Linked DNA regions of Homo sapiens: regions 1, 2 and 4 are each linked to region 3. The links are chromatin loops, found by intact Hi-C in ENCODE. Cell type or tissue: heart right ventricle. All regions are shown on one strand. Each heading gives the region's core, and the rest is flanking DNA. Links, peaks and the distances in the headings are about the cores only. Region 1 overlaps TNS3 (tensin 3). Region 2 overlaps TNS3 (tensin 3). Region 3 overlaps TNS3 (tensin 3). Region 4 overlaps TNS3 (tensin 3).

Region 1 (8,093 bases), core at 1,561-6,560, 52 kb after region 3:
AACTATATTCATGTGGGTCTACTTTCGAGTTCTTTAATTGACCTATTTGTTCTTTCACCAATATCACATTTTCTTGATTGCTTTAGCTTTATAGTAATCCTGGAAGTCAAATAATGTCAGTCCTCCAACTTTGCTCTTCTCTTTCAATATTGTGTTTGCTATTTTTGATCTTTTGCCTTTCTGTATTAACTGTAGAATCACTTTGTTAATATCCACAAAATAAGTTGCTGGGATTTTTATTGAGATTGCATTGAATCTATAGATGAAATTAGGAAGAACTGACACCTTGGCAAAAGTTGAGTCCTGCTGTCCATGAATATGGAATATCTCTCCATTTATTTAGTTTTTTGTATCTTTCATCAAAGTTTAATAGTGTTCCTCATATAGATCTTGTCTATAGTTTGTTAGATTTATATGTAAGTAGTTTTTGGGAGGTGCTACTGTAAATGGTATTGTGTATTTAATTTCAAATTTTACTTGTTTATTGCTGGTCTGTAGGAAAGCAGTTGACCATTTGTACATTAACCTTGTATCCAGCATCTTTCTGTAATCGCTTACTAGTTCCAGGCCAGGTTACTTTTGCAGCATTAGATGCAGTCGTAGTGGCCCCAGTTTAAGAAGGTTGTAAACAAACCACACACCATAGGGCTCTTGTGGTTCTGTGGCCATGAGGGAGGGACACAGCTAGAGAGGACAGTGGGGACTGCTGACTTTCAAACCCTGACTTTCAAAACTGTTTTAAGTTTTTCATGCAAGGTAGGTGTTTATTGTCAGAAATGTTGGGGAGGGAATTTCTGAGTCTGGTAGAAAATTGGACTAGAAATACCTCCATTCTGTACCTCATATCTGCAGAGTAGTTTACAGGTGTAACTCCACAATGAAGGTGTATGAAATGTATAGGCATTTTCTTATTTCCTCTACAATTTGTATTATTCTTCTATGTAGCTTTTCCCTGTAAAATTATACATCACTGTGTCTGTTACCAAGCTAAAGTAAAATTACTCTGTTTTGAATGGAATTTTGTAGTGTTTAAGTTATTTTAGACTCTCCTTATAGGATAAGTTATCTGTGGCCAAAACAAAGGTGAAAATAGCTTGCCCCAAATTGCAAGTGTGCTAAAACTCGAAGCTCCAAAATGAAAAATGTAGCTGTGGTCATGGGTTTCCGGCCATGTTCTGCTACTCAGGATTTTGATCTCTGGCAAATCACTTAGCCATGCGGACCTGAGGTTTGTATCTGGTCAGTGGGGATAATAATATTTCCACACATAGCAGTTGAAAAGATTAAATGAATAGGACATTGACAATGCCTTGGGAGCATTTTTCTGGCCCAAGAGGAATGGCCTTTCCTGGGAAGCCGGCCTCACCCTTTCCCTTGTGAGGGACCTGGGCTGGTCCTGGGCCACAGCCCCTAAATCTGTTTTAGGGGGTCCCTGGAGCCCATCATGGTTCTTAGCTTTCTTCTGTTAAAGTAACAGTGGACCCTGTCTGTGGGTCCCAGTGAAGTGCCCAGAAGGATGCAGGAATTTACTGTAGACCTATCTGATGAGCAGCTCACTCACTCTCAACTGAGGAGACAGGGCTACAAAACCAGCTCCACTCTGATGGATTTATTTGTTTCAGTTGCACCTTTTAAAAATGTATTTGAAATTTTGAAAACCTTTAATTAGTGGTTTTAAAATCACAACTTATGCATCGGCAGTGTTCAAGAAAGCGCAGAAGAACGGTGATAGCAACAGGCACAGAGCACTTGTCCTGCCCAGCTTATTGTCTCCTCCCCTTCACCCACAGGGCGTGTGGGTGTAGTGTCCTGTCATCCCATGTCATAGACAGAGGACCCAAGTTGGCAGCTCTGGCTCCTGAATGGTAGATCTAGGCCTGGCATTCAGCTCCCACGTCCAGCTGTGCCCATATTGTCTCAGGGACACAGCCCTGCCCATTCAGCCCTATATGGTAGCACCAGGGCACACGCAATTTCACTTTTCTCCTTAAGCTTCTTAGTTATCCTGCATTCACCCAGTAAGTGTGGAATTAATAAATGAATTGAATGAATTTAGTTGATCATAACAGTGCATCCTAATAGCACTTGTTTTTAGATATTAAAACTTTCTCTTCTATCTTGACTTATCATTTTTAAGTGCACTTCCATCTTTTAAAATTACGTATGAAATGTATCAATAACTCCAAATGTTTTTTAAGGGTGGGTCTTCTTAGAGTCAAGACTTCATTCAGAACTTGGAGTTTGTATCTGATCATCTGAGTTGGGCATTTATATATGAAGCTTAAATTATGACTGCCTTGAGCTTCTTTCCTTTAAAAATCTCATTTCTGAAACACATTGAGAGCTGCGAATGTCTGCTGTCCATTACATTAACCGCGATTCCAAGCCACGGAACCAGGACAGCAGATCTGTCACCAGAGGAGTGAGGCTGTCACAGTGACCACCCCTCAGCTAGTGTCGTCTTCACCTGGAGGATTGGCTGCAGGTGTTTAGAATCAGTGCAGAACAACCATTGTAGCAAGACGGTGGAATTATTGCAATCTCTGATGACCTCCAGCAATTTAGTGAGTTTTCTTTCCTAAACTGAACTTCATCTGTTGTCCTAATTCACTTAGAGTCCTAGACTCCTGGATGTGCAATGTTCTTTGAGATGATCATGTCCAATTTCCCCGTTATAAAGATTCAGGAAGCTGAAACTCAGAAATATTAGCAGACAACTCACAAAGATGGGAATAAACTTGTAATGCTCTCCAGTTTAATCCCTTTTTTTAAATATTAAGGCCATTATGCCTTTGTTCCAATCTCTAAAACAATTTCTATTTGTGTTTTAAGCCTCGGTTCTTAATTGTTTCTTGTTGAAGCAGAGGAATATAATATAATCCTGAAAAGAAAGACTTACTTCTTTTCAGTAGCCTTCTAATAGATTTCCCAGAAATGTTGCAGTTGCATTTTTTAGCATATGGTAGGTATACTTTTTTTTTTTTATAGAGTCTTATATGTTCTTTAAGTTTTAAAAATGGAAAATAAAAGAAAAGGAAAAATGAACTACTCATAGATCGGTTGCCCCTATGCAGCCCCTGAATATTGGGAGGAAGAGTGGACAGCAGGTAAAGTGTTCTCCAGCCCAAAGACCACTCCTGATGTCAAGCAGATCCAATCCTATGCTGCCTTTTTCCTTGTACTTGGGGTCATGCTGCCTGTACGATTCTTTTCTCTTCTCTTAGCATAATAAGTTTACCCATGGTTTTTACAAACATAATGCAGGTCTCATTTTTTTCATGGCTACACAATAGTCCATCATATAATTCACCTCCTTATGGATGTTCATTTACCATGTTTCTAATTTTTAATACCACAGACAATGCTTAGAGGACCATCTTTCTGCATTATTTATTTTTTCTGAAATCTGGATTGTTGCCTTAGGACAAATTCCCACATGTGGGCCTCAGACTTTTGTTCTGTGTTATCAAGTCCCTTTCCCAGAGTAGCCTAGCAATTGACAGAACTCCATGCCATGGGTCTGGTGGGTGCCTTCCTGGTAACTCTTACTGGGCACTGAATCTTCACCTCTGGCCAAGAGCACCTGTCAAGTGGCATTGGATGGTCTTGGGTCAGGTGCAGTTGGACAATCATAGGCAGGCGCAGGCATGCCTGTTCTCTGCTGGAGAGAGGCTTTGGGGCACTTGGTGTCAGTTGGTTGATGTGTGCTCCGTAGAACAGCCTCCCTAGTGGCAGCATTTTCTTCTCTGCTTTAAGGAATGATGACATAGTTCCTGCATTTGGGGAGAGAGATTCCCCAAACAGCAGATTGCTACCAAACTCTAGCCAGCAAGACTGCTCCTCATCAGAAAGCCATCTGTGACTCCTTCAAGAGAGCATGGGTCTGGGTTGTGGCAGCTGTGGTTCTGTGTGAACTGATTGAGATTGTGCCAATTTTGTGGAATTTTCCTAGTAGTTAGGTCAAAATTTTCCCTTTTTTCTCTCTTTCATAACTGCATGATCAGCATGACAGTAATGCTAATAAAATCAAAGGCGGACTGTCCCTCTCGTGAAGTCTGTTTTGAATTCTCCAGGCTCCCTCGCAGCTCCTATCTGATGCACACATGCTTTTCATTTTCCCGTTCTAATCATAGCAGACGTGGTTTTTATTCTGCTTTCCCTGCTGATTGCTGATGACGTCTTTCCATGCTGCCATGTGATTTTCCTGGTTACCGCTTGCTGGTTGCTTGGTATTACACCGAGGGAGCTAATTTCACCCCTCTCTCATTTCTAATGTGTTTCTGGTTTTTCCCACTGTAATGAATATGTGGCACAAATGTCTTTCCCTGAAGGTTAGCTATCCTATGTGGTTACAGAATATTTCCTTTCTCAATCTCCTCAGAAGCGGGACCACTAGGTTACTTCTAGGCATTTCATATCCACCTGATAAATATCGCCAAGTATACTAGTCGGCTCTCATGATGCTAATACAGCCATATCTGAGACTGGGTAATTTATAAAGAAGAAGAGGTTTAATGGACTCACAGTTTCACATGGCTGGGGAGGCCTCATGATCATGGTAGAAGGCAAAGGAAGAGCAAAGGCACATCTTACATGGTGGCAGGCAAGAGAGTATGTGCAGGGGAACTACCCTTTATAAAATCATCAGATCTCGTGAGACTTACTCACTATTACGAGAACAGCATGGGAAAAACCCACCCCCATGATTCAATTACCTCCCACCAGGTTGCTCCCACCACACATGGGAATTATGGGAGCTACAATTCAAGATGAGATTTGGGTGGGGACAGAGCCAAACCATATCACCAAGTGATCATCAAAAATAGTGGGCTCAATTCCTCAGAGTGTCTTCAGCTATAAACAATATGGCCTTTGCGGTGGATAGAAAGGATGGTCCAGCAACTCACAAGTCACCCTGCACTGTGACACCCAGGGACATCCTAGCCCATCTGTGGGCTTGTGTGTCAATGCACCCTGTGGCACACCTGTCAGACCACCTGCCAGCACACCTTCCAGTGCACCTGCCAACACATCTGCCAGAACGTCTACCAACATACCTGCCAAACCACCTGCCAACACATCTGTCTGTGCACCTGCCAACACACCTGCCAATAGGCATGGCCCTTGCTGGTTCTGAAAAGTCAGACTTAAAGGCAAAGAGAAAATGGAGCTGCTTCCCAGGGCTGCCTACCCCAGGAGGACACGGCCGAGGGAGACAACACTACCCAGCGCGTACCGTGCATCCGAGTGCTGAGATGTGTTGCTGTAGACTGTGGGAAAACACTCTTTTTCTGTTAAGTGAAACTTTAGAGGCCTTTAACCACGGAATTAAGACACCCACATGCTCACATAGAGGGACATGTATACAGTAGACAAGGGGCAAGTGAGTGAGGGCAGTTCTGTTCCTCAGGAGGAAGCCTACTCAGCCTTTGGGCAGGAGAGGCCCTGGTTTACTTCAGTGAATGAGCTTCAGGCTAAGGCTGGATGTCTTGGAACACCTCAATTTCACCCATGCCCCAAAGTCACACGTGCACTTATGCTTGAACTGCAGGGTCACAGGCTAGAAGGGAAAGAAGGGTTGTTATGGAGCCCAGTTGTTTTTCTTCTCCCAAGAGGAGATGGTCAGGGACAAGACCCACAGCTCTCCCTTGGCAGCATGGGGAGCCAGGACACAGGTGAGGCCGGGCCACTTTTGGCTTTTTCCAGCCTGTTCTCTGAGCTCACTGCAAGCCATTCCTTCTCTTGGCAACCAGGATTTGAGGACACATGCTTCCCTCATGGTTGTTTCTCAAGGGCCTCTGGGCTCCTTACCTATAACAGTAGTTGGGTTTCATATTAATGTGACTGTTGTCCATACCCACCCTGAGACCAGAGAAGGTGCCTTGGGCTCCACCTGGGACACGAGGGTTTAATACTGCTGCAGGGCGAATAGAAAGCTCCCTCTGGCTGGTGGGAAGGCAAAGCCACACCAGGCGGGTCTGCTTTGCTCTAGTAACTCGCTTATTCTCTGCCTTGACATGGGAGTAAGTGCATCCTTGGAGCACTCACTGTTCATGTTTTCAGAATTAGGGGCAAAGGCCATCTGCCTTACATGCACCCAGCATAGGCCACATGCGCAAGTTGTTCATAAACCCAGTCTGCACATCAGCAACTGCCTGTGTGTTAACAGGACACACCTGTCCCAATAGTTGCAACTAACATGTGTCTCCCTTGGTGTCTTCCAGCCTGCAATGTGTGGTACTTGAACTCTGTGGAGATGGAGTCCCTCACCGGCCACCAGGCGATCCAGAAGGCCCTGAGCATCACCCTGGTCCAGGAGCCTCCACCTGTGTCCACAGTTGTGCACTTCAAGGTGTCAGCCCAGGGCATCACCCTGACAGACAATCAGAGGAAGTGAGTGCCTAGAGGGAGGCAGGAGCCGTCCAGCAGGGGCGGGGCTGTCACGTTCCTCTTGTTCTTCCCTAGTGTGAGTAGTCATCCAGGTAAATCATTAGCCGTCTTTGAGGTCATGAGTCACCCAGGGTCTGTCTAGGTATTTTTCTGTCATTAAATACGTCCTGGGAACCACATAGGAACTCTTAGCATTTGTTTGCAAGGCTATTTTTCTTAGAAATCAGTAAAATAAAATAAAAAAAGACGTTTGGCGTTTTAAAATTACACACATACACACATAATTGCAAATGCAAAAAATCTTTTAACTCAGTTCCTTAAAAACACTCTGATACTATGATCAGAGTCCAATGATCTTGGAACCTATTGTTTTAACAGAGGGTCATTTCCTTTCAGGTGAGCGTATGACCTTGATATGTACTATTTCCGTTGGCCAATTTCAAATGACTTACGCCTGAGCTGTTACTGAGCCAGTTATGCTGGAGCAGATGTTCTCCATGTGGATCTTTACTGAATGCCCAGCATAAGCATGGAACAGAGCAGCCACAGGGCTGTTCCTGTCTCCCTCCCTCCAGAATGCCATCCCTGAGTGCAGCCTGTGGCCTAGGAACAGAGCATTTCAGATGCAATTATTTTGTATTGTGTGGTTGAGGAGGCACGTTGGCATCAACCGTGGCAGCAGCATGATGGCAGCAGCCATCACAGCAGACAGGCCGGCAGGGGACACTCAGACCAGCCTGGCTGCTTTCCCAGGATGCTCCCCGAGCAGGGCCCCCATGCCTCTCTGTGGTGCCCATGTCCCTAGAAGCAAGACATTTTCTTCATCTGCCCAAACCACCTGGGAGGTTGAAGGCAGGATCTTCCCCTCTGTAGCTTCAGGAATAAGTGAGTTTAGGCAGGTTTAGCTCATCACCCTTCATCTGCTGAAAAAAATGAGCACAAAGCAGAACGTGGGTTTTGCTGGTCAGACCCGTTCAGTGCCCCTGACACTGACCAGTAGATGACCCTGGGCAGGGTCCCAATGCTTGATGCTCTCGTATTTCAATCCTGCACCAAAATACCTATTTCAAGGTTTAGTGTCTCAAATGAAAAGGGCACTCAGCAAGTGCCCTGTGTGGCACACGCAGGGACAGGGTCAGGGTTGTGGCTCAACCCCACCATGTTCTCAGGGTCAGGGGCATGGCTCAGCCCCACTGTGTTCTCAGGGTCAGGGTCACAGGCAAGGCTCAGTTTCACGGTGGACTCAGGGTCAGGGACATAGCTCAGCTGTATGGTGGACTCATGGTCAGGTTCAGGGGGCATAGCTTTGCTGTTTGGTGGACTCAGGGTCAGAGTCAGGGTTGTGCCTTGGCTTTATGGTAGACTCAGGGTCGGGGCATGGCTCATCTGCATGGTAGACTCAGGGTCAGGGGCATGGCTCAGCTGCATGGCTCACCCAGGGTCCCAGTTGGGTATGGCTCAGCTGCATGGTGGACTCAGGGTCAGTGTCAGGCATAGCTCAGTTACATGGTGGACACAGGGTCAGGGGCATGGCTCGGCTACATGGCTCACTCAGGGTTCCCGTTGGGTGTGGCTCAGCTGCACGGTGGACTCAGAGTCAGTGTCAGGGGCATAGCGGAGCTACATGGTGGACTTAGGGTTTGGGATATGGATCATCTACCTGGTGGGCTCAGGGTCAGGCTCAGGGCATGGCCAGGCTGCTT
Region 2 (8,093 bases), core at 1,562-6,561, 54 kb before region 3:
TTTGCTTGTTAGTCTAGTGTTCCTGATTTATGGCTGTATCATTTAAATCTCTGTTTTCGTGAAACCGTCTCACCCAAACATGTCCTCTGTTCACCTGTGTAATATGCACATTGGGTCATAGCTAGGAGCGTGAAGGAGGAAAGGAAGGAAGGGGCAGCTGTGTGCTGGAATCTCCACAAGACACAACTGGAGGCTGATTTCAAAGGAGGGGAATTGAGGCTTTTCCTAGCATGTCATGCTGATCCCTTGTCTTTTTCAACCACCGATTGAGAATCAGACTTGCTTTGGGAAAGAAATTAAAACACTTTTTGTCAGATTAGTTACATCCAGATGTAAAATAGCTAAAAGCAAGTGTTGTGGAAAGAACTGCAGTAGCGCCTCATCTTTGTGGATCGCTGAGCTTCCCATGACTCCAGGAAGGGGGTGTCTGTGGTTAGTGAGAAAGGACACCAATTGTGTGTCCCAGGGCAGCACATGGCTCCTCTCTGTTGTCCTGGGGAAAAGCTTGCTCCTTCATAGGCCTTGTGGGATGGAATTTCAACTCAAGGAATTGTTGCAACCCAAATACACCTAGACCAGAGGTGGAGACCCACAGATGGAATGTTGATGGTAAGGACATTAAAACACAGATGATATCTGGGGCTAGTGGGCAAGTTGTGGACGGGGAGAGCTTTGCTCTGGCCTGTAAAGTAAACAGAGTGTTCTTTGCTGGTGTGAATTATTCAGCACACCAGTCCTTCCAGATAACCAGCACGTTAAAAGAAATGTAGCTGAAAACTCTTGCAAAATGATACATTGTCTTTCAAAAGATCACAGTGCACACTGGAATCTTAAAGCTGTGAGAATAATTTCATAAGATTTATCAAACAACAGTTATCAAACTTTTTGATCACAGAGCTCTTTTTCCAGTAACGTCTGTTTGCATCTGCATAGCTATATTCTGTCCATCACATGGTGATGTTTTCCACTGGAGGAGAGAAGGGTGAAGCGGTGGCTGGTGAAGTGTGTAAATAATCATCGCAAGGCAAGATGGGGAAAGGGGCTAATTTGGAGAGCTGGATGGGGACTCTGAGGACAGCTGACTTAGCATCCTAAATTCCAGGCTGAGGCGAGTGGATTTTACCAGAGAGGTCCCTTGCTGCATGGGAGCCAGTGAGCAGCGCTCTGTCCTGAGGTGATGAATCAGTGGCTGTGCCGAGTCTCATGGAGAACAGGGAGGCGAGTTGTGGAAAGGTCATTCTCGTGATGCTGGGAGGTTCCTTGCTTGCCAAGGGAGGGGCGAGCCTGGAGGGTTATTGACCATGAGGGAGGCAGGGGTTCTAAAACACAGGTGGGTGTTCTCTGTGCCAATGCCGTAAGAGGGGAGCAGTGAAGTCCGGTGGACAGTGTGGAGGAGCCCCAGCTCCTGTGAGGAGCATGCTCTGGAGGGCAGCTCTGTGCTCAGTCCCTCATTGGGTGCCCCGCTCTTGTCCCCAAGCTGGCTCCCAGCTAAGCCTGTGACCTGCCTGCGGGGCAGGCTTTATCCTTCCCATGTCACAACCAGGGAACTGAAAGCTGGGCGCCTGCAGCATGTCACTCACAGGTGGTGAAGGACCTACGTTGATTTTATGTAGAAAACATATAGACAGAAAATCAGTTGAGTGTTCACCATCCTTTAGGGGTTACATGAAACTTTACGGAGAATCTGTGGAATTATGTGTGTGAGCGTGTGTGTATAGATCCATACATGTGGAGGACTTGCCGTTATCACTGGGTGAAATAGACAGAATTCAGTCTTAAAGACTCTCAGCCACCGCAGTGTCTCCTGAAGATGCAGAGGGAGATACTTCTTTACTTTGAGGCCCTCTCAGCCCATTCACGCTGCCTTGACAGATGACCATAACCTGGGTGTCTTAAACAACAAGCGTGTATTTCTCCTACTTTGAGAGGCTGGGAAGTCCAAGATCAGGCAGCCAGCCTGGCGGATTCTGGTGAGGGCTGTCATCTGGTTGCCAACTCCTGCCTTCTTGTGTCTCCACGTGGTGGTGAGGAGAGGGAGCTCCTTGGAGCCTCCTTTCTGAGGGCATCAATCCCACTTATAGGGGTTCCACCCTTATGCTCTGAGCACCGCCAAAGGTCCTGCCTCCTAATACCATCACTCTGGGGATTAGGTTTTGACATATGAATCTTAGGGGACACAAATATTCAGTCCATAGCAGATACTCAATGCGTGTTTCTTGAATGAATGATTAGAGAAGCAATTTGAACTTTAAATATCTAAGGCCCTGACATTACAAATCACAATTCCCATTGGTGTATTTTTCATGCAGCATCTTCTGAGCCAGTGGTGTGAGCAGGTGGGAGACTGCTATGGATTGTGTGGTTGGAGGTGGTGGAGCCATGCAGGTGATGGTCTGGGCATGCACTCGGGACTCTGTGTCACCGAGAGTTGGGTCTAGGGGCGAGTAGAGAAGGTCTGGCATTGCCATGCAAAAGATGGAGCCAGTTGGGAGTGGGTGCATAGGAGTTCTGGAAAGAAACTGAGAAGGACAGGGCAGAGTGGGAAGGACACCCGGGAAAGAGTGGTTCCCAGACAGGAGGGTGAGGAGTCGGATAGGGCGCCAAGGCAGCCAGGTACACTTTGCAGCCAGATTCACAGCTTTGTCATTACTGCTTCCAGGCTTCATAAAGCAGCAGAGACCCCCTTTATGGGCAGAGTCATGCCCAGACTCCTCAGGGATATAGTGGGTGAGAGTGCAGCCTCCTCCCAGTGCCTGGTTCATCCCTTGCAGCCTCGATGATATCTGAAGCCCATGAGCACCCCCAGGGAGGTGGAGTGACAGGGGAGGACTCAGAGCGAGCTCAGGACTGGTATCCGGATGCTTAGCCCAGAACCCGCCACACGGAATCTGAGTCCTCTCCCAAAACTGGATCTCAGCAACCTTCCCTTGAACCACTGCCTGAGTATTCTTGAGAATTCCAGCTCCTGAGTTACAGACAAGCACGGAGCCTTTCCTCAAATCTGCATCCCCTCCTCCTGACCCTCCATCCCCACGTGCTGTCTGGCGTGTCTGGGGTACCTGATTCAATGGAATGAGTTTTATGCTTTTCTTTCTTTCTTTTACATACATTTAAGCTTGTATCAATATTTTTTGAAGATGTAAATTATCAAAAAGAAGGAATAATTACCGCCATCTTACTGTCTAGAGATGAAGCACTCGTCATTGGTGTATTTTTGGCATGATTTCTAAATATCATGTAATTTCTCATAGTAGGATCAGCCTGTGCATTGTTTTATAGCCTGAGTTTTTCACTTAACCCACCTCCTTTAGCATCTGTGCACATCTTTAAACTTTCTTCCCATGTCCTTCTCACTGAGCACACTGGATTCCCTTAGAGGGGCTTCCAAAGTGCGTTTGATCTTATTGCTGCACTCCTGCAGGGTTTCCAAGTTCTCCCTGTGAGACACGAGGCTGCCATCACCACCTCTGCCATCAAAGTTCTGCAGAATCCCCAGGCTTGGGTCCTTTTGAGAAGGTGTTCCCCAGAAAGAGTAGTCACCTTTGGATAGAAAACTCATCCTTGTTGAATTTCCCTCCTCTCTTCCACTCTGCAGCCCTCCTCAGCCCCTCTTTGGCATGGAGGCCGGTGTGCTGCATTGGTGAGCTATTACTCCAGGCAGTCTTCGCTCTTGCCTGCGGTCAGCAGTGCCTGGCTCAGGTCCCTGGACTGGACGCCGCCTGGCGGGTGAAAGGCTGAGTCCCAGCCGCATTCCCACCAGGGCTTTAGTCTTCAGAGCTGTCCAGTGCTTTGAGGAGTTAAGGAAGGTTTGGCAGCCTCTGAAACATTCTCTTTTAGCTGGGAAAATGATGTATTGCGGCACTCTCTTTTCCACCCCTGCCCCTGCCTTTTCTATCCCCCCGCCGCCTGGTTAAAAAACCCCAAAAATGTTGACTTAAGCCGCATTTATCTCTAGCAGTGGTTGCCGTCCTGGAATGGAGCCCTCTGCAGCTGCCTTCAATCTGGGCCTGTTAGGGGAGCGCTGGCTTTGATGTGTGAGCGCAACATTCTGCTTCTATACTCAGAAAGGAGCCGGCCTTGAATCCGTTCCAATGTGGGCAAGTGATTACAAACGCCCTGTCTTCAGCACAGAGAGGAGCACATGGTCCTGGTCTCCCCGTGGGTCTGTGGTCCTGGCAGGTGGTGGCTGCGGGGGACGGCAGTCGTGTCAGTGTTCCCTGGGGTAGTTGCTGTCCCTGAGGAGAGGGAAGAATATCTCGCGGCACACAGTGTGGCTGCCTGCCGGAAGCCTCACTATGGTGTTTTAATCCTCGAGAGAGCCTGTGAGCCCATTTTAGAGATAAAGAGAGCAGATCCAAAGAGAAATCAAAAGCTAGTAACTGGCCAGGGACCCTGGTAGCCTTCTGGCGTACACTGTCGGCGATGGCAGCTGTGGCTCAGAGTGTGTCTTGTGCTCGAGACCGTGCGGGACAGGGCTCATACCCTTGACTTTCCTCTTTGAGACTTTGAGACTCAGTGAGACTGGGCTGAGTCTCACTGGGTGCCCCACCTCCTCGTCACACAAGAGGGCTGTGGGTGGGGGGATTTCTTACCCTAGCAGGATGTACCTGCTCTTTCAGGATCAGACTTGCTGTGATGGTCTAAGGGAATGCCCACAGCAGCATATGTGTCCCTGGATTTGTATTGTCACCACCAGGATTGTCCCCACAGTACTCTTCAGGGAGGCTCTGCAAAGCTCTGGACCCCCATGTTGCTGAGCCCTATGGAGAACATCTCATTTTCCTCGCTGGACATCTCTGGAGCGTCGGTGTCAGTGGCCACACTCCCCATTGGGGTGCTTTCTACTTGCTCTCATAAGCCTCATTCCCTTTCACTTTCCCAGTCTGTAAAGTGGCCTGTTGTAATTGGATGACTCTAAAGATACCTCCCTCCAACTCTGAGATTTTTGTTATCATACACACCATTTGTCATATTCACGCATCTCATATTTTCTTGGGAATTGCCATGGCTCTGATGCTGGGGTGGGCGCAGGAAGAAACACAGCAGACCCTCTAATTGGGAAGACACAGATATACATCAGTTGTTGCCACAGGGTGCACCGTGTACCATAATTGGGTACCAGGAATTAGGAAAGAATTGAAGAGAAACAACCACTTTGCCTGTACAATCCAAGGAGATTCACGAAGAGGACAGCCCTTGCAGGTAGGGAAGGCAGACAGGGTATGCCTAGCCCTGGGCATGGGGCATAGGCGAGCAGCACATATTCACGGGGTGGAAGTGTGTTCCGCCTGGCTGGTGTGTGCAGGAGGAAGTAAGAGGTGCTGTGTGTGGTGGATCGTGAGATCGGGGGAATGTCAGCTTCCTTTCCTGAGCCTGGCTTCTTTGCTGGGTGACAGTGAGGATCCCAGGTGCCACATGACTGGAGGATACAGAAAGATAACAAAGAGGCTGGAGGACGCCCTCTGGGAGGCAGAGTCTGGAGAGGAAGGAGAGTAGAGAATGGGCTTCTGGACTCCCCAGCTAAGAACTGACGGAGGCCTGGACTTGGATGTGGCTCTGGCGATGGAGAGTAGGGGCCTTTAGATATTTAGGAGGTAGATGAGTGAGACTCTATGACAGATTTAGAGGAAGGGTTGAGCAGCAGGGAAGCTTCAAGAATGTCTGAGGGTTGGAGATGAAGGCCTGCTCTGTCACTCTTGTCCTTGGTTTCTTGCCTTGACCTAGGACTTTTTGAGTGCAGCTCAAACTTACCAATCCAAGAGTGTGCAGGACGAGGGCCGTGGCATTGCCAGGCCTGGGCTCTGCCACTTTAAGTGGATACCTTGATGAACATTCCCAGAATCCACGCTTTGGGGCTCCCATGGGGCTGCTAGAGCAGGCAGACAGAGGAGATTCACATTTGTCTGCAGCCTTCGCAATAAGACACAGTCCTGAAGTGGCCATACCGCGTTCTCAGAGTACTGTTCCGAGCTCCAGGAATGGGCTACCACGAGGACATGTTGGGTCAGGAAGTGCTGGCTGCAGTGTGCAGAGCTGGCCCGGAAGTGCCAGATCAAGCTGAGACCATTCAAGTATTGCCACTTTGAAAATGGATTTGAAAACTTTCCTCCCCAGACATTGTTGGGTTTTAAGATTTGGAAATTGAAGTAAACTTTGACAACTTTAGTGGAGGAGGGGGCCGATGGCACCTGACAGATCCTTCAGTCTTGGCTCTGCTTTTTGCTGAGTGCTTGGGTATACACAGTGCCTTGTGTCTGCAGCCTCGGTCCTTGTTGGCAACGTGGAGTGCTGTCCCCCAGCATTGAGAGCTGCTCCAGGGCTCTTTGCATGGTATTCAGCCACCCTATGACATTTGACTCTGCACCAGGCAGAAGAATATTTCTTTAGGTCTTGTCCCCAAACCAGGCTTTTCTAAGCATTGCTTGCTTAGATAGCTCCAGTGAAAAGCAGCTGTCATCAGGCAACTGAAGTTGTATGAGACAGAAACGGGCCAGATGGGCGGGTAGTCCTGTTCTGAGCCTGAGATTTCCTCCCTCTGCATCTCTTGATTGTGAATTGAGGCAGCAAGCCTTCAACCCACAAACACCAAAGGACCCCCTTGCAGGCGTGATCGCAGACCAAACAGCAAATCTTCCTCAATGTCACCTGAGAGAGTGGCCTGGGGGCGCCGGCTTCCTCCTGTCTCAAGTGCGAGAGGCGTACCCTCTGTTAAAACCAGGATCAAGTCATGTGGGTGTTACTTTCAAAAAATTGATACACTCCATCAGAAGAGGAGGGTGGCATTGGGGGCAGTCAAAAGAGTTGTTCCAGTCCCTGAGCCGCCATCTCATTAAGTGTTCGTTACTTTTCGAATCCGACAGGAATCAGAGGAATTGGCTCAAGTTGTATGTTGTCCTGTACAAGTTTGCAGAAATCAGCCCACAAGAGTGGCCTTAATAGTTAAGTAGCATCACCCCCTGGGACAGAGAAAGAGGTGCTGAGAGTTGGCTGGATTTGTCCTGGGTCCTCAGGGTCCTCCCAACCCCCAGTCGGCACACAAACCTTGGGCCTCCTCTGCTTCCTGGGAGGAAGGGTACCCCCGATATCCCACTGGACGGGGTGTCCTGTGCATGCAGACGGGTCTACAAGGTGGATGGCTTGTTTGTATTTCTGTAGTTACTGTGTCTTCTCCCTCTTCTTCTTCTTCTTCTTCTTCTGCTTCTTCTGCTTCTGCTGCTTCTTCTGCTTCTTCTTCTTCTTCTTCTTCTTCTTCTTCTTCTTCTTCTTCTTCTGCTTCCGCTTCCTCTTCCTCTTCCTCTTCTTCTTCTTCTTCTTCTTCTTCTTCTTCTTCTTCTTCTTCTTCTTCTTCTTCTTCTTCTTCTTCTTCTTCTTCTTCTTCCTTCTTCTTCTTCTTCCTCTGCTGCTTCTTCTGCTTCTGCTTCTTCTGTTTCTGCTTCTCCTTCTTCTTCTCTTCTCCTCCCTCTCCCTCTCCCCTTCTTCTTCTTTCTTCTTCTTTTTCTTTTTTTTCTTTCTTTGAGAGGAAATCTCGCTCTGAGACCCAGGCTGGAGTGCAGCTGCCCAATCTTGGCTCACTGCAACCTCCACCTCCCGGGTTCAAGCAGTTGTCCCTGCCTCAGCCTCCCGAGTAGCTGGGACTACAGGTGCCTGCCACCATGCCCAGCTAATTTTTGTATTTTTAGTAGAGATGGGGTTTTCACTATGTTGGCCAGGCTAGTCTCGATCTCTTCAACTCAGGAGATCTGCCCACCTGGGCCTCCCAAAGTGCTGGGATTACAGGTGTGAGCCACCACGCCTGGCCTACTATGTCTTCTTAGAGTCCAGAGGAGCTGTGCTTCTTAATCTCTTTTCACTTTCCTCTGCTGTTTGTGATCAGTATCTCCATTGCTCTTTGGTGACCCTGCCCACTTAACCAACATGCATGCAATGATTCATGCCCCTGCCCTACATTCCTTCCCCAAAGCTGCAGATCTTTGGACTCTAATTCCCACCTATGGGGACTACAACCTTGACTGTTCTTCTGTTGGTGGATTCCCTGAGACATGAACCTGGAAGAGGGCTCCATCCCCACAGTCTCCCTGGGACCCTGAGCCACG
Region 3 (8,093 bases), core at 2,045-7,044:
TTGAAGTAGTAGGCTTTAGGCATCTGCAGTAATGCTTAACTGCGTATCATTTAGGCCTAGATACTGATGTGCATATAAATGACAGTATTTGCTTTAAAATACCATTAGGGAGAGGCTTCACTTCCCGGAGGGTGAATTAGACATACTTTTCTCTATTTCTCCTGCTAAGTACAACTTAAAACCTTGGACAGTAAGTATAAGACAAATATAAGAAAGCTCTGAAAGATGGGGAGAAATAGGCCAGCTAGCCATGGACTTCAGGGCCAAGGGACCCGGTAGGCCTTATTTATAATATCTATGGGCCAGGAAACAATCTTCAGAGGACTAAAAGTAACTGAACCATGCAGAACATGTTCTCCAACCACAATGGACTCACTAGAAATCAGTAACAGAAGGGCAACAGGAACACCTTCAACACTTGGAAACTGAACAGCACACTTATAAATAATCTATGGGTCAAAGAAGAGGTCTCGAGGGAAATCCAAAAACATACTGAACTGAATGAAAATGAGGATAAAATATCAAAAATTGTGAGACATGGCTTTATCCACTGCTTTAATACAGCCGCACTGAGAGGAAATTTTGGGCAAGAAGAAAATTCTGAAATGAATAGTTTATGCTCTTACCTCCATAACCTAGAAAAAGGAGAACAAACTAGACCCAAGGCAAGCAGAAGGAAGGAGATAATAAAAATCTAAGCAGAAATTTAAAAAGATACAGAGAAGTAATAGAGAAAATAAATGAAAGAAGTGGTTCTTTGAAAAGATCAATAAAATTGACAAACCTCTAGCAAGACTAACAAAAAAATGGAGGACATAGATTACTATTGTTAGGAAGGAAACAGGCACCATCACTAAAGACCCTGCAGACACCAAAAGAATAATGAAGGAATACACAAACTACTCTACATGCATAGTTTTTAAAACTTAGGTTAAATAGACCAGTTCCTTAATGAGCATGAACTGTCACAACTCACCCAATAGGAAATAGACTACTTGAATACCCTGTAACTATAAGGAAATTGACCTAGTAATTTATAATCTCCCAAAAAAGAAATCTTCAGGTTTCACTGGATAATTCTACCAAACATGTAAAGAAGAATTAACACTGATTCTACGCAATACCTTCCAGAAAACAGAAGAGGGGGGATCATGTCCTAATTCATTTTGTGAAGCTAGTATTACCCTGATACCAAAACCAGGCAAAAAGAACAGAAAAAGAAAACTACAGACCAATATCCCTCGCAGATTCAGATACAAAACTCCTTAACAAAACATAAACAAATAGAACACAGCAATATATAAAAAGATTGACACACTGTAGCCAAATGGGACATATTCTGAGATGCAAGGCTGGTTTAGTATTTGAAAATTCATTCATGTAATACACTATACTAACAGGCTAAAGAAAAAGCTCACGACTATATCAGTCAATCCAAAAAAAGAATAAAAAGAGTTTGGCAAAATTCACATCATTCATGACTCAAAACTTCCAGCAAAATAGAAGACAGGTACTCCTTCAACCTTACAAAAAGCATCTAAAAAGCCCCACAGCTGACAGCACTCTTTTTCAACATAGTTCTGGAAGTTCTACAGAGACATAATACAAGAAAAGGAAATTAAGACAACAGATGAGAGGAAAGAAATAAAACTGTCCCTTTTTGCTGGTGACATGATCATCTACGTAGAAAGCCCCAGGGAATCTTGAGTCTGCTGCTGACATGATTGTCCAAACAGAAAATCCCAGGGAAGAGGCGGAGCTTGCAGTGAGCTGAGATTGCACCACTGCACTCCAGCCTGGGCGACAGTGTGAGACTCTGTCTCAAAAAAAAAAAAAAGAAAAAAAAGAAAATCCCAGGGAACAACAAAACAACAACAAAAAGTGAAACTGTTAGAACAAATTCAGCCACTTTGCAGGATTCTAGTTCGACACACAAAAACTAGTTCTATTTCAGTACGCTAGCAATGCACCTGTAGAAGCTGAAATTAAAAATATAAGTCACAGCCCGGCGGAGTAGCTCACGCCTGTAATCCCAGCACTTTGGGAGGCAGGGGTGGGCAGATCACGAGGTCAAGAGATCGAGACCATCCTGGCCAACATGGTGAAACTCTGTCTGTACTCAAAATACAAAAATTAGTTGGGCGTGGCAGTGCGTGCCTGTAATCCCGGCTATTCAGGAGGCTGAGGCAGGAGAATCACTTGAACCCAGGAGGTGGAGGTTACAGTGAGCTGTGATTGCACCACTGCATTCCAGCCTGGCGACGAGCTAGACTCCGTCTCAAAAAAAAAAAAAAAAAAAAAAAAAAATATATATATATATATATATATATGTATATGCACACACACATATATTCGTATGTATATATATACACACATATACACATATGTATACATATATTTATGAAAAGGACATAGAGGTGGCATATGATCGCATATGTATACATATATATATATATATATATATATGCCACTTATAATAGCTCAAAAAAATTAAATGGTTAGATGTAAACCTAGCAAACCATGCACAAGACTTCTGTGCTGAAAACTGCACAATGCTGATGAAGGAAACCACAGAATATTTCAATAAGTGGGGAGACATACTGTTTTCATGGATGGAAAACTCAACCTAGTAGAGCTGTCACTTCTTTCCAGATTGACAGACAGTTTTACCACAATTCCTATCAAAATCTCAGCAAGATTTTTTTGTAGATATAGACAACATAATTCTAAAATTTATGTGGAAAGGCTAAGGAACCAGAATAGCCAAAACAACTTTGAGAAAGAATTAAGTGGAAGGAATGAGGTTACCTAATTTCAAGACTTATTGTATAGCTACAGTCATCAAGACTGTGGTGTGGATGGAGGAACAGACACTTAGGTTCATGAAACAGAGTAGAGAACCCAGAAACAGGCCTACACAGATATGCCCAGCTGATTTTTTTGACAAAGGTACAGAAGCAAGTCGGGGAAGGTCAGCCTTTCAACAAATGATGCGGGGGCACCTGGGCACCCACAGGCAAAACAATGAACAGCCACCAAAGGCTCACACTTTATACAAAAATTAACTTAAAATGGATGATGGACTTAAATGTAAAATGTAAAACATAGTATTTTTTAAAATGGGAGAAAATCTTTGGGATCACTAGGCAAAGAGTTATGAGGTTAGGACAAAAGCATGAACCATAAAAGGAAAAGTTGACAAATTAGACTTTATAAAAATTAAACATTTTTGCTATGGAAAGAACCTGTGAAGAGGATAAAAAAGACAAACTGCAGAGTAGGAGAAAAGGTTTGCAAACCACATGTCCAAAAAAAGGAATATCATCTAGAATGTATATAATCTCTCAATACTCAGCAGTAAAGAACAAACAATTCACTTAGAAAATGAGCCAAACTATTATTAAAAAGTCGAAAAACAACAGATGCTGGCAAAGCTGCAGAGAAAAAGAACATGTATACACTGTTGGAGGGAATGTGAATTAGTTAAGCCACTGTGGAAAGTAGTTTAAAGATTTCTCAAAGAACTGAAAACAGAACTGCCATTTGACCCAGCAGTCCCATTACCGGATATACACCCAAAAGAAAAAAAATCATTCTACCAAAAAGACGCATGCACTTGTATGTTTATCACAGCACAATTCACAATAGCAAAGACCTGGACTCAACCTAGGTGCCCATCAACAGTGAATTGGATAAAGAAAATGTGGGACATATACACCATCGAAGTACTCCGCAGACGTAAAAAAAGAACCAAATCATGTCCTTTGCAACAACATGGATGCAGCTGTAGGCCATTGTCCTAAGCAAATTCAGTATCCCCTGAATTTAAAATAAAAGTTGAAATTAAAAAGAAAAGCCACTGACTAAATTAAATAAATGGATTTTTATTCAGTAGGAAAAAAAATTAGAAAATGGTTCAAAGAAAAAAAGAGACATGTCACTGAAGAGGACGTAGAGGTGGCTTATGAGCACGTGAAAAGATGCTCAACATCATTAGCCATTAGCAAAATATAAATTTAAATCACACCTATCAGAATGGCTAAAATAAAAAATAGTGACAACATCCAATACTGGTGAGCATGTGGAAAAACTAGACCCCTTATACGTTGCTGGAGGGATTGTTAAAATGGTACAGCTGCTGTGGAAAACAATTTTGGCAATTTCTTAAAAATGAAAAACCTACATCTGCCATGTGACTCAGTGATTGCATTCCTGGGCATTTATCCCAAAGAAATAGACTTATGTTCACATAAAACCTGTACAGGAACTCTTTTTACTTTAATAGCCCCAAACTGTAGATGTCCTTCAACAGGCCAGTGGTTAAACAAATTGTAGTACCTCAATACCATGGAACACTTCTCAGCAATAAAAATAAGTGAATTATTCATACACACAACAACCCGGATGGGTCTCTAGAACATTAGGTTGAGTGAGAAAAGTCAAAACCTGAAGTCTGTATAGTGTATGATTCCATATATGTCACACTTTTTACATGGCAAAATTGTAGACACAGAGAAGAGATTCATGTCTGCTAATGGTTGGGAGGGGCAAGAGTAGAAGGGGAATGGAGTAGCCAAAAAGGCAACAGGAGATTGGCAGAAGAGTGGTGGAGTAAGAGGTCGGGAAGGTGGAGCCAGGCCAGGAGCCGTTCTCTGTAGTTCCCAGAAGGTGGTGGTGTGGCATCCACATGCAATGTGAGGTCATTACTGAACCTCAGGATGGGGAGGTGACTGCTCAGATTTGCATTTTCACACATCACTGTGGCTGCTGCATGAAGAACACGGTGGGATGGACAGTGGGCTGGAACAGACCAAATGGTTTCAGAAGAGATAGGAGGAAATCAGAACATTTGTGTAGGATTCAGGTGGTGCAATCAGCTGACCTTAACACAGTGGAATTGGAGCCTGACTGCTCTTTCTAATTGTATTGCTTTTGTCATTATTGTTTAAATTAGGTTCTGGCTTCTTGTTAATTAGTATGCAGTTAGTATAACACTATCTCCATAAAATTCCTCTGCAGATCGCATTACTAAAACATAACTTGATACCTCCTTAGTCAGCATAAGCCCCATGTGTTAAGTTCTTTTCCAGACAACCACCAGGATAGGTGTCCAAGAGAAATAGCCCAGTTAGTTAAAGGCTGTAAGGACAGATTTTATTCAGGATTATTGCAACAGGAGAAAGTGCTGGGCTCAGCCCCAAATGCAGCAAAGACAGCTGGAGATTTATGACCGAGGAATAGAGCAAAAGGATCTGGTGGATGGAAAGTCATTAAGAAGGGACATCAAGGGTAGGGGGGTTCTTGCTAAACTGGCCTAACACGGTTTCTGCTACAGACAGGCCAGGGACTTAGACACAAATGGCGAGGGATGAGGAGCTTGATGACGTGTCAAGGGGGATTAGATATCAAGTGTGGGGGATGAAAAGCAGGATTCTTGCTGGAACTGAGCTTGCCACGGTTGGACGTGGAAGGCCAATGTTGAGGCCTAGTGGAGAAGAGGGCTTGGAGGAGCCTGGCTAAGGTTTGGTCAAGGAGAGTCTGTCACAAGATAGACCCATCTGTATCCAGGCTAACGCAATAGGGTGACCAAATGCAGCCCGCACGCTTCTCTGTGTTTCTCTCCAGGTCCTTTGGGCACTTAGTTTATAATTTTTTATTTTCTATTTTTTATTTTTATGGGTACATAGTATAGGTGTGTATGGAGTACATGAGATGTTTTGATACAGGCATGCAATGTGTAATAATCACATCATGGAAAACAGGGTATTATGGGCACTTAGTTTAGCCATAAGGCTTCCGTGCCAAGTGGCCTGGGAGCCAGCTGGGGCCAGCTTCTGCCACAGGCATCCTTCACCCACCCTTCTCACAAACAAGCGATTCTTCAATAAACAATAAACAGAATACACAAAAAGCAAACCAAAACATCTCTAGATTTATTAATAGATGGGTGAATTAAAGGAGTCTTTTCCAAATAATGTGACTAACAGAAGCCAAGGGGGATGAATGCCCAAAGCTGGGGCTTGCCAGAACCTGCTGGTACCGAGAGCTGATTGCTGAAGTGTGAGGAATTTTGTGAGCCAGCTGACAGCACATTGGCAGCTTGGGATCTGCCAGGGCGGGATTGTTTACACCACAGGATTTAGCAAACGTTATGAATCAACCCCTCCATCGGCCCCAAGCTTCCCTGACACACCAAACAGTAGAAATTCACTGCCTTTTTTTTTTTTTTTTTTAACTCTGCTTGGTGTTAGCTAACTAGTCATGAAGAATAGAGGCTGAAGTGACCAAAGAGATCTTTCTGCATTTTGACATTCAAATATTTGGAAAGATTTTCCGCATTCAGCATTTGGATTCTAGTCCCATTGCCAGGCTCAAGTAAGCTCTGTGATAACAACACTCAGCTGTTGGAAACTGCTGTCCGAAGCATCTCTCAGCAGATAGGGAGGCCTAAAAGGACACGGCAGAGTGGTGTCTGGTGGGTCCTCTCCTGACATTTCTTCTCTCTCTGGTCAAATGCTGGATGCACACATATAGTGGCTCTGAGACTTCCTATCTGGGTGAGCTCAGGCAGTTCTAGGGACCTCTCTGAGCCCTAGTTTCATGTCCTGTACAACAGTAGTCATTCCTACTGCACATGGTTCTTGAGAAGATTGGACCAGAACATGTAGCTCTGGCTCCTGGCCCAGACCTGATCAACACTCAGCAAATAGTGGACACTGATGCTGTTAGGAGAACAGAGCATCCATATGAAGGGCGGTTCCCTGAGCTGGGGAGACCAGTGACAACTGTAAGTCTGGGTTCAGAGCATGAGTCGGGGGACGGAGAAGGCCCCTGGGCATCTGGCCCTGGGTGGCTGAGCCCTGGGAATCCTGCTTTTCCCAGAGATGTGCTTGTGCCCAGTGTGCTCATGTTTTAAATGCCAGCACCTACTCCAGGAAAATGATGGGTATTTCAATATCTGCTCACATTATGCATATTTAAATATGAATTTAAATACTGTTTAATTCTCCTAGGGATGTGTTGTCATTTAAAAGAGGTTGTGATTAGCATGAAGGACTGGGGACAGGAGCAGGAGATGGCAGAGCAGCTGTAGGCACTGATGTAATGCCTCCAGCTTTATGAGGACGGGCCCAACCAGGCTTCACCCATTTGGGGCCCTCAAGCGGGAGCGTCAGTGGCAGCCCTCGCCATCGTCCGTCTGTTGAATGTATTGCCACATGGCCACATTATGCCCCAGGAGCCATGTGTTGGAGGACAGTATCCTTAGGCTTCTCAGAAATTCCACATGGGAGCCTCAAATGGACATGCTTTTCTTGAAAACAAAAATATTTGTAAAAATGTAACAATGGGAGTCGTTTAATCTCAAGTCTCCCCTATAAGCAAAAATAGATAAAATTATGAAATGTAAGATGTAAATTATTCTGTTTCTTAGCTGATCCTTAATCTTGATGATATTTTCAAAACAAATGAATAATAAAGACATGAGAAAAGGTTTCCTTTAAAAAGTCGTGGTTCTCGCCAGGCGCAGTGGCTCATGCCTGTAATCCCAGCACCTTAGGAGGCCAAGGCAGGCGGATCATGAGGTCAAGAGATAGAGACCATCCTGGCCAACATGGTGAAACCCTGTCTCTACTAAAAATGCAAGAATTAGCTGGGCATGGTGGCGCATGCCTGTAGTTCCAGCTACTCGGGAGGCTGAGGCAGGATTTAAATACTGTTTGAACCCAGGAGGCGGAGGTTGCATGAGCCGAGATCGCACCACTGTACTGCAGCCTGACAACAGAGTGAGACTCTGTCAAAAAAAAAAAAAAAAAAAAGAGTCGTGGTTCTGATACATCTCAGCTTCCAAACTATTTCATAATTTTTTAAAAATATAAACACATAACATAAAAGCATCTATTTGAAGGTGAACATTGCACCAGCATTCAGTAGATTTACGGAGTCATGAGACCATCGCCCCTAGGTAGTTCCAGAGCATCCTTATCCTATAACAGCTTTACAAGTGGTATTCAGAGGGGGTTTGGGGACTTTAGGCTTCAGTGAAAAAGATTAGCAGTTAATGTTAGTTTACTTCAAGAGGATGCCTTTATATA
Region 4 (8,093 bases), core at 1,132-6,131, 60 kb after region 3:
CTCAGACCTGTGACTGCATCTGACTTGGGCATCTGTCCTGTGGAAGGGGTGGGCTGGTAACATGATCCACTTTTCACAGGTGAGGAAACCAAGGCTCGGAGCCTGGAGGCTGTTAGTGGTTTCCCCACGATCCTGCAGCCAGCAGTGTCTGGCAGGGCCAGAGGTGCTTCCTTGTGTCCATCTCACACCCTACCAGCTTTTCCAGTTTGTTAGGGCTTTTTTTTTTTTGAGATGGAATCTCACTCTGTCGCCCAAGCTGGAGTGCAGTGGAGCGATCTCAGCCCACTGCAACCTCTGCCTCCCAGGTTCAAGCAATTCTCCTGTTTCCACCTCCCAAGTAGCTGGAATTACAGGCACATGTCACCACACCCGACTAATTTTTGTGTTTTTAGTAGAGACGGGGTTTCACATGTTGGTCAGGCTGGTCTTGAACTCCTGACCTCAGGTGATCAACCCGCCTCAGCCTCCCAAAGTGCTGGGATTACAGGCGTGAGCCACTGCACCCGGCTTGTTAGGGCTTCTTGACCCGATTCCCGCCTTCCACACGGCTGACAGTTTCAGCCTGTGTGGTGCTTCCGTCTACTGGTAACAACTGTTCTGCCCAGCTTCATGACATCTGTTGACTTTGAATGAGCACGCACTTTCTTCTCTCCAAGTGATGAGTAAAAGTATGAAATGTTTTCTGCTGGAAGAATCTTCATGTATGGGAGAGCCCGCCCAGTGCATCCCCCATCACCCAAAAGCCCTAGTAACAGGAGCCATCCTCTCTCCCCCATGTCCCAACAGGCTCTTCTTCCGGAGGCATTACCCCGTGAACAGTGTGATTTTCTGTGCCTTGGACCCACAAGACAGGAAGTAAGAAATTTGCATTTTTATTGAGCAAGGAGTGTACTTAATTCTATCCTTTAGTTTAAAAAAATTAACCTCTGTTTTTCTCTTTAATTTGCAAGGTGGATCAAAGATGGCCCTTCCTCAAAGTAAGTTGCTGAGATTTCTTTACATTCTCTCCTTGTCTGCAGTTGTACTCCAAAGTTGAATTCTCTTCCAGATTTGCACAGGGGGTGCCTTATAAGAAAATGACTACACCATGCCAATTTCTTTTAAAAAAGAAAAAAGTAAAAGTGTTCTCATTATGGACAAGGATCTGGATGCTGTTAACTTTTCTGCCGGCTGTTGGCTGGATGTGCAATATTTACATGTGTCATATAACACTGTGGCATAGATACAGGGAGATGGATGGCACAGCCTTTTTGGCCATTTGGGAATGCATGGGCTCAGCAGTGCTGAGGTCTGCACAGCTAGAAGGAATTGCTCCCTTTGTGCAGGTGTGTGGATGAAGCGGGTGTTCCAAATTTACCAAATGCAACGGAGGAGGGCCTTCATCACACCGTTGCTCCACAGCCAGTCCAGGCAGCTGTTAGAGTTTTTTTTTTTTTTTGAGACAGAGTTTTGCTCTTTTTGCCCAGGCTGGAGTGCAGTGGCGCGATCTTGGCTCACTGCAACCTCTGCCTCCCGGGTTCAAGCAATTCTCCTGCCTCAGCCTCCCAAATAGCTGGGATTACAGGCGTCCGCCACCAGGCCCAGCTAATTTTTTGTATTTAGTAGAGACGGGGTTTCACCATGTTGGTCAGGCTGGTCTCGAACTCCTGACCTCAGGTGATCCACCTGCCTCAGCCTCCCAAAGTGCCGGGATTAAAGGTGTGAGCCACCGTGCCCGGCTTAGAGTTCCCCTTTTATAAGCACACCTTTCCCTGGCTCCCTGAGTACCGTGGCCTTGCTTGGCCTGGGCTCATTCCTGGCCCAGTGTTCCTGTCAGGGCCAGCTGAGGGACCTCATCCTAACCTCCCACTTGGAGGCACAATGGGCTGTATCCCCCCAGCCTGGTTTCCTCGGCATAACCCGGATTTAATGACCACAGTGCCTGATCACAGGCATCCTTCCCTGGAATCCTGTTTTCAAATGGCTTGTCTGTCCAGGAAGTTGCTCAGTGCATGCGTTAGCAGAAGCGGGGAGAAGGAGAAGAGACCCTGGTACTGACGAGCTGGGCTTCCCCGGTGGGGACTGTGTTCTGGGCACACTCCCACTCTGGCTGGTAGCAGAAACACGGGCTTTCATGTGCTTGGAATTTGTGACTGTATTGGGGTTACCTGAGTGTCATTGACTGGTCCCTTCATGATGCGGAAACTGCTAAATTTAAACAAAAAAAATCCTTCATTTTTCTAAGAAAGAGAAGAAAGTCCTTTGCCCAGGACCTGGATAGGGATATGGTCATTATTGTGTGAAGTGCAGGACTCATAAAAGCCTATTAAGATAATGGCTCTAATTCTTCTAAGAAAAATAATTCGATGGGCTGTTCTTTTTAAACAGCTCCCTGAAGTCTATGTAGTTTGTAATGCAGGCTTCCAAGGCCTGAGAGGAGCGCCTAGTGTATTTCCCCTTCGGTCCCAGTGGGTGGGAGTGTCGAAGTCCAGACAGGACTTGCATTCTGGCATCATCTCAGGAGCCCCTGAGTCCCTTGCCACTCGCCTTGCAGACTGTGGTCCAGTATGTCAGGACTGGGGCTCAGGAATCTGCAGGGACAGGTGCCCAGGAGATTCTGGCCCTGGCGTGGGGAAGCATCTATAGAGGAAGTTGAGCCTCAGCTTTGATTCAGGTCCTAACCTGGGGCTGTGGACAGGGCACTCACCTCTCAGCCTCAGGGTCCTCACTGCAGAGCTAGAGTCAGACATCCCATCTGTAGGTCTGTGAAGGCTGGAGGTAAAGTGCATGAACAGGTGGCCAGCAGGGTGCTGGGCACGTGGTTGATTTTTGATAGGTGCCACTTAAAATTCCTCCTGACAGTGCCGCTGGCAGCTGGAGGAAGTAGAAGCTTGGTACTTTGTGGGACACTGACCACTCTGACTGGACTTTCCTTTGGCAGAGTCTTTGGATTTGTGGCCCGGAAGCAGGGCAGTGCCACGGATAATGTGTGCCACCTGTTTGCAGAGCATGACCCTGAGCAGCCTGCCAGTGCCATTGTCAACTTCGTATCAAAGGTCATGATTGGTTCCCCAAAGAAGGTCTGAGAACTCCCCTCCCTCCCTGGACCCACCGATGCCTCTCGAAGCCCTGGAGACAGCCGTTGGGTGAGGGTGGGGCCCCCACTTTTTACCAAACTAGTAAACCTGACATTCCAGGCCCATGAGGGGAAAGAGGATCTTCCAGCTCTGCAAAAACAAGAACAAACAACATCACCGTGAATTGGCCTTTCCTGAAAGTGACTTATCTGACACATCTCTGTAGCCACATGCTTTTTGGGTAGAAGAAGCTGGGCATGGGTGCACCCCACCCCCTAGGGTCCCCATGGGAAAGGGACATGCAAGGAAACAGCACAGAACACGAGGTGGTCCCCATGTCCCTGGCACACTAGCATTCCGGGGGATGAGGAATCCCCAGCCCTTGAGGCAGAGGTGCCGAGTGACTGCCATGCTTCGCCCGTCCGCATGGGCGCTTCTGTCCAGCTGCACCCGAGGCCGGGGGTTTCCCTCACCTCGGTCTTCCCAAGATGGAGATGCTAACGAAACTGAGAAGGGGGCGTATGTTTGACGAAGGTTTGTGCAAGTCAGGCCCTTCTGGAACACAGCAGGGCCTACAACGAGGGGCCTTTGCGATGGGCTGTGAGGATGGGGGTGGTGGGAAGAATTGGCCACGTTGGAGACCCCATGCCACCCCACCATGGTGAGTGCTCTGTGCCTCCTGCTCACCTGTGGTGAGCTGGGCGAGCTGGGCGAGCTGGGCGAGCTGGGCTGGGGAGAGCCTGTGAGGACCGAGAGGAGAAATGAGAAGAAGGAACAAAAATATTATTTCTATGTAATTTATATTTTACTTATGCCAAATTATTTATGATAATTTGCCATTGCTATACTGTACCAGTGTCAAATGCTGCAGCCTGCCAAGCTGTGATTTTGTGAGGCTTGTCCCTATGTAGGATGCACCGCAGGCCCCTGGCCACTGAAAGAGTGTGCAGTGGACTGTGGGTCTCCCATATGCGGTGCCGCCCAAAGGTGGCTTTGCCTCAAGCAACCTACCCTGATGTTTTACTCATTGGAATGTTTTTCCCCGATTGTGGATGACTTCTTTTCTGATGGAGAGAGTCCAGGAGGGATGGAAAACTCCTGGATTTAAGCTCAGCATCCCCCACATGGGCTTTTCGATCATCTTCAGGCCTGAAGCTGCACGACCTGAAGTTCGCCTGCATTTATCAGCCCTCTTTGTGCTGCTCCTTGCCACCTTGGGGTTCCTGCTGGGGACCATGTGTGGTTGTGGCATGTGTGAGCAGAAGGGAGGATGAGGAAAAAGAGAAGAAACCCCGGTACTGACAAGCTGTTTTTGAGTGCCACTGTTTGCCATCATCTAAGCCACTGAATCAAGTGTATTTCAGGCTTATTTCAACATTCCAATGCCCTGGTTTTCCTGCTTGAATCTGTTCGTGGTCAAAGGTTTGGGGGAATTTGTGACCCTGGAACATCCCCAGAGTGAAAGATGGAGCTGGGCCACATCAGAATAAGGCCTTGGCCCCATCCTCTCACAGCCTAGGTGCTCTGCAGGCATGCTGACTGTCCTGATTGCGATCCAGCCCGAAATTCCCTCCTCTGCTTTCAAAAGTCAAATCCCCCATTCTTAGGCCACACTGGTGTCACAAGCTCCTGTCAGGGAGCTGGGGTTTGGGAATGTGCTTTGTGAACTCTGCTTTAAAGTGAGGGGCCGAGGAAAACTTAGAAACAGGCAGAGTTGGAAGCAGCCAAATCACAGTGGGTGTTGTGTGTGTGTGCGTGTGTGCATGCGTGCGTGTATGCGTGTGTGAAAGCAGGTGGACCATTCCACTTTTTAGCTCCTATTGATGCACCAAACCAAGTGCCTCATTTCTGTGCCAAATGTTTGCCTTGGTCGTTGTGGACCTCCTTCTCTAACTTGCGGTGGCATGACTGTCAGGAGGTGCTGGCATTTTCAGCAGATCCTCATGTGTTGACCCTGATGTCTTTAGCAGAGGCCTCTAGCATCTCGGTTTTTCATCCACTGCAGGAATGTGGCCACAGGGAGCAGAGGTTTGTACTTTCCCCAAGAGGTCCTCATCCTGAGACGGTCTCTACCCATGTTTAACCCAAAGAGTGCAGGCCAGGTTCCTTATCCTTCTGATGAAGGATGAGAGAGCTCATTTAGAAGTCAGAGCAAACTAGGGTCTCAGTATTGAGAAACGCAGCCTGCCAGGGAATCACAGAGACATCGGGGTGCCCGCGATGGCCCTCATGAAGCCATGCCTCGACGGCATTCAGGAAGCCCTGCAAACGTGCTTTTTGAACTCATTGGCCAGGTGTGATTTTTACACAAGGTAAACGTGGTCAAGGGCATCGGGGAATTTGCTCCAAGCAGATAGCTCCCTCTGAGGAACCAAAGGAAGCAAGTTTCCACGATTTCTGAAGAGCTGGTATAGGAAGTTTCTTTCTTCCTTTTGTGTTACATGTGCATTAAACAGAACAAGCTGTGTGTCATCACAGATTGTACTGTGGGCTCAGAAACCGTGAGAGAGCCCCCACCGTGGACACCGGCTCTAGGGCCACAGGAAAAGGAACGTTTCCAGGCATTTTGTCTCCAGGGCTCCCGCTGGACAGGCACGTACTGCCCTGGGGAGTAAATGCGGAGAGTTCACGAACTGTGCCCAACGCATGTTATAGCCAGGGTCCTACTAACTACTCAGTAAAAGAACGTATTGTTGTATTCCTCCAGTGTTAAGCTATAGCCATGTTAAAAGTCACTGTGCATTTATTCTCAGCATCAAATACCTTGTAACGTCTTCTCTGCCTTGTTAGTGCATATTTTTACTTTTCTGATACTGTAAAGAATATATCCAGTATGTAAATGAATGTTCTATAAATCTTTTGTATAGTCATTTTCTCTGCTCCTTAAATATCATCTCTATTCAGAGTATAATAAAATTATGAACTTGGTAAGCCTCCGTGAGACGGTATTTGTGTACCCTGAAGTATGTTTGTGTGTGTTTGCACATGTGTGTATGCGTGTGCATGTGTGCACTTTTGTGTATGTGTCTCTGCAAATGTGTGCATGTGCTTGCACAGATGTATCTTTGTCCACATGTGTCTGTGCGTCTGCGTGTGTGCTCGTTCATGAATGTGTGTCTGTGTGTTTACAAATCAGTGGATTCAGTTATAAAATCACAAATGTTTTGCTGTCAGGAATATATTAAGATTTCTGCCCAGAGACCTTTGAAATGTTATATTCAAAGATCTTTGAAGATTAACCACAATGCAGTGTTGATAATGGGTCCTGACATGTTTTCGATGTTGCTATGAATACCCCTACACACACACTGGCTGCAGAAACACACCCCTGAAGTGGGCCAGCTCCTGAAGGACCTCCCAGTGTCTATTGAAGTGGGCACTAAAAGTGAATATTGAGACTGGTGGATTCACTTACACATCAACAGATGCTGGAGACAGCCAGTGTCACCTGCCTCTTCTGTTCCCCCAGCCAAGGCTCCTCCCTCCCCACCTTAAGGGAGTTTGCCCTTTTCTACGGACTCTGCCCTCTTGGGCCTGTCCCCTCCCTCCTGAGTCAGGTGATGGGACACAGGACCCCATCTAACCTCACTCCCTCAGATCCAAACCAGAAAAGAAGCAATGCTTTGGGCTCATTTGGTTATGGACAGATAAAGATGGCAGTTAGCTGCCACCCTGTGCACAGTTTTCTGCCTGCGTGGTCAGCCCCCAGAGACTGTAGCTTTCCACTCTGAGGAGACACAGAGATATTTCACCCCAGCTATGTTGGGAGAGTGAACTTGAAATGGTCCCGGTACTACTGCTTTGGAGCAGAAGAGAGGGCAGGTGGTGGCAGATTAAATCTTGTCCAACAGGAAGCTCCCATTGAGTCTTTGAAGCCAGTCATTGCCCAGACCTTTGACCAATGTCACAAGGTGGAAAGGTGGACAGGGCATTGATTTCACTGCGGCTTAGGGAGTGTGCTTCCCAAGAACACCATACTTGTCACAATTACTGGGCTCCGTACAGTGTGCACATGTGCCTAGGTCCCCGACCAGAGCCAGCCCTGGGGACTGTTGGAGAGACCCAGTGGCCATGAGACCTCAGCTGGACAGGCCCCTGCCACTTGCTGCAGGAGGATGTTATGGGTCCCCCATTCATCTCTCAGCAATCTGTTACCTAATGAGTACCTGGGCCTTACCTACTGGGGTCGTCCTTCTATTAATGTGGTGGGCACCTTGGTCCGTCCACTTGGGGGGTCATTGATCTATTGTGTAATGAACACTTTGGATCTGCCCACTGGAGGACAGTAGGTCTGTAGCTCAGTTGGGCTTCTGTGTCTCATCCTGTCCCCAGGGAGGTAGGTTGCCTGCCTGATGGCTTTGGGGATCACACTTCACAGACCAGGGGCAGTTGGGCTGGTCTCAGAGGATGAATTGGAGTTTTCCAGGTAGACTTGGGGCCTGGACTGGGAAGGGACATTTTATGATGCAGGGATTGGTGAGATCTGGACACATTTGGACAGAAGGGCTGTTGAACTGGCAAACAAGATAAGTGGGAAAAACACAAGTCGCCCTTAAATTCCTGAAAAATCAGTTCACAGTGTGAAGCCTGGCCTGAGGCAACAGAACAAATAGGTCACCAAGAGCCTATCACCAAGCCAGATGACCAGGAAGAGGAAACAGCAAAAGGGACTCCACTGCAATGATTGATCTGGCCGAGGGAGCCTCTCTGTCCCATCTCAGAGAGTCCAGGGTTGGGGGGCTGGAGAAAACAGCAGGATCCCCCTTAGCCCCACCTGGGAAGCACACTCCATCTCCCACAGGCAGGGGACCCACCAGAACACACACCAGGCCAGGAAGGTTTCATAGCTGTGTGCTGGCAGCTTCCCTCTCCCACTGAGAGACACCCCTTCTGTCCCTCAGGTAACGTCAGCAGGGACCCCAGAGGTACCTGATAAACCAAGCAGACTAACATAACGCTGAAAGGCTCTGACGATTAAACTGTCAGTGGGACCACAGGCCACAAATCAGGCCAGGCCCTGCTCCCTAAGCAGAATCA

Evidence for each region. Hi-C counts contacts between places; a loop is a spot of excess contacts. Peaks named below come from ENCODE experiments on the same cell type or tissue, not always from the same donor. Only the 100,000 strongest peaks of a DNase experiment are listed, where the experiment ranks them.
Region 1: a loop joins it to region 3, with 3.0 times the contacts of the local background. A loop is called at or near these places in 19 of 110 quality-filtered maps.
Region 2: a loop joins it to region 3, with 3 times the contacts of the local background. A loop is called at or near these places in 7 of 110 quality-filtered maps.
Region 4: a loop joins it to region 3, with 2.3 times the contacts of the local background. A loop is called at or near these places in 24 of 110 quality-filtered maps.

Annotation. Positions count from the first base shown.
Region 1 is chr7:47,281,997-47,290,089 of GRCh38, reverse strand. TNS3 (tensin 3) reads left to right here. Exons shown (of 31, transcript NM_022748.12): 28 at 6,225-6,393. Among named protein-coding and RNA genes, the nearest start is that of SNORD151, 180 kb to the left of the region's middle. In heart right ventricle, for the core only: a CTCF peak has its summit at 3,691; a DNase peak (open chromatin) is centred at 1,872; H3K27ac peaks cover 1,611 bases.
Region 2 is chr7:47,388,288-47,396,380 of GRCh38, reverse strand. All of the region lies in intron 16 of TNS3 (tensin 3), which reads left to right. Among named protein-coding and RNA genes, the nearest start is that of SNORD151, 72 kb to the left of the region's middle. In heart right ventricle, for the core only: CTCF peaks have their summits at 3,552 and 3,752; DNase peaks (open chromatin) are centred at 3,720 and 3,980.
Region 3 is chr7:47,334,330-47,342,422 of GRCh38, reverse strand. The region is part of intron 20 of TNS3 (tensin 3); the gene reads left to right. Among named protein-coding and RNA genes, the nearest start is that of SNORD151, 130 kb to the left of the region's middle. In heart right ventricle, for the core only: CTCF peaks have their summits at 4,481 and 4,684 (motif pointing right); DNase peaks (open chromatin) are centred at 6,072 and 6,672; H3K27ac peaks cover 2,767 bases.
Region 4 is chr7:47,273,048-47,281,140 of GRCh38, reverse strand. It overlaps TNS3 (tensin 3), which reads left to right. Exons shown (of 31, transcript NM_022748.12): 29 at 787-855; 30 at 951-977; 31 at 2,921-5,987. The coding sequence ends at 3,065. Among named protein-coding and RNA genes, the nearest start is that of SNORD151, 190 kb to the left of the region's middle. In heart right ventricle, for the core only: no CTCF peak of the experiment used is centred there; no DNase peak of the experiment used is centred there.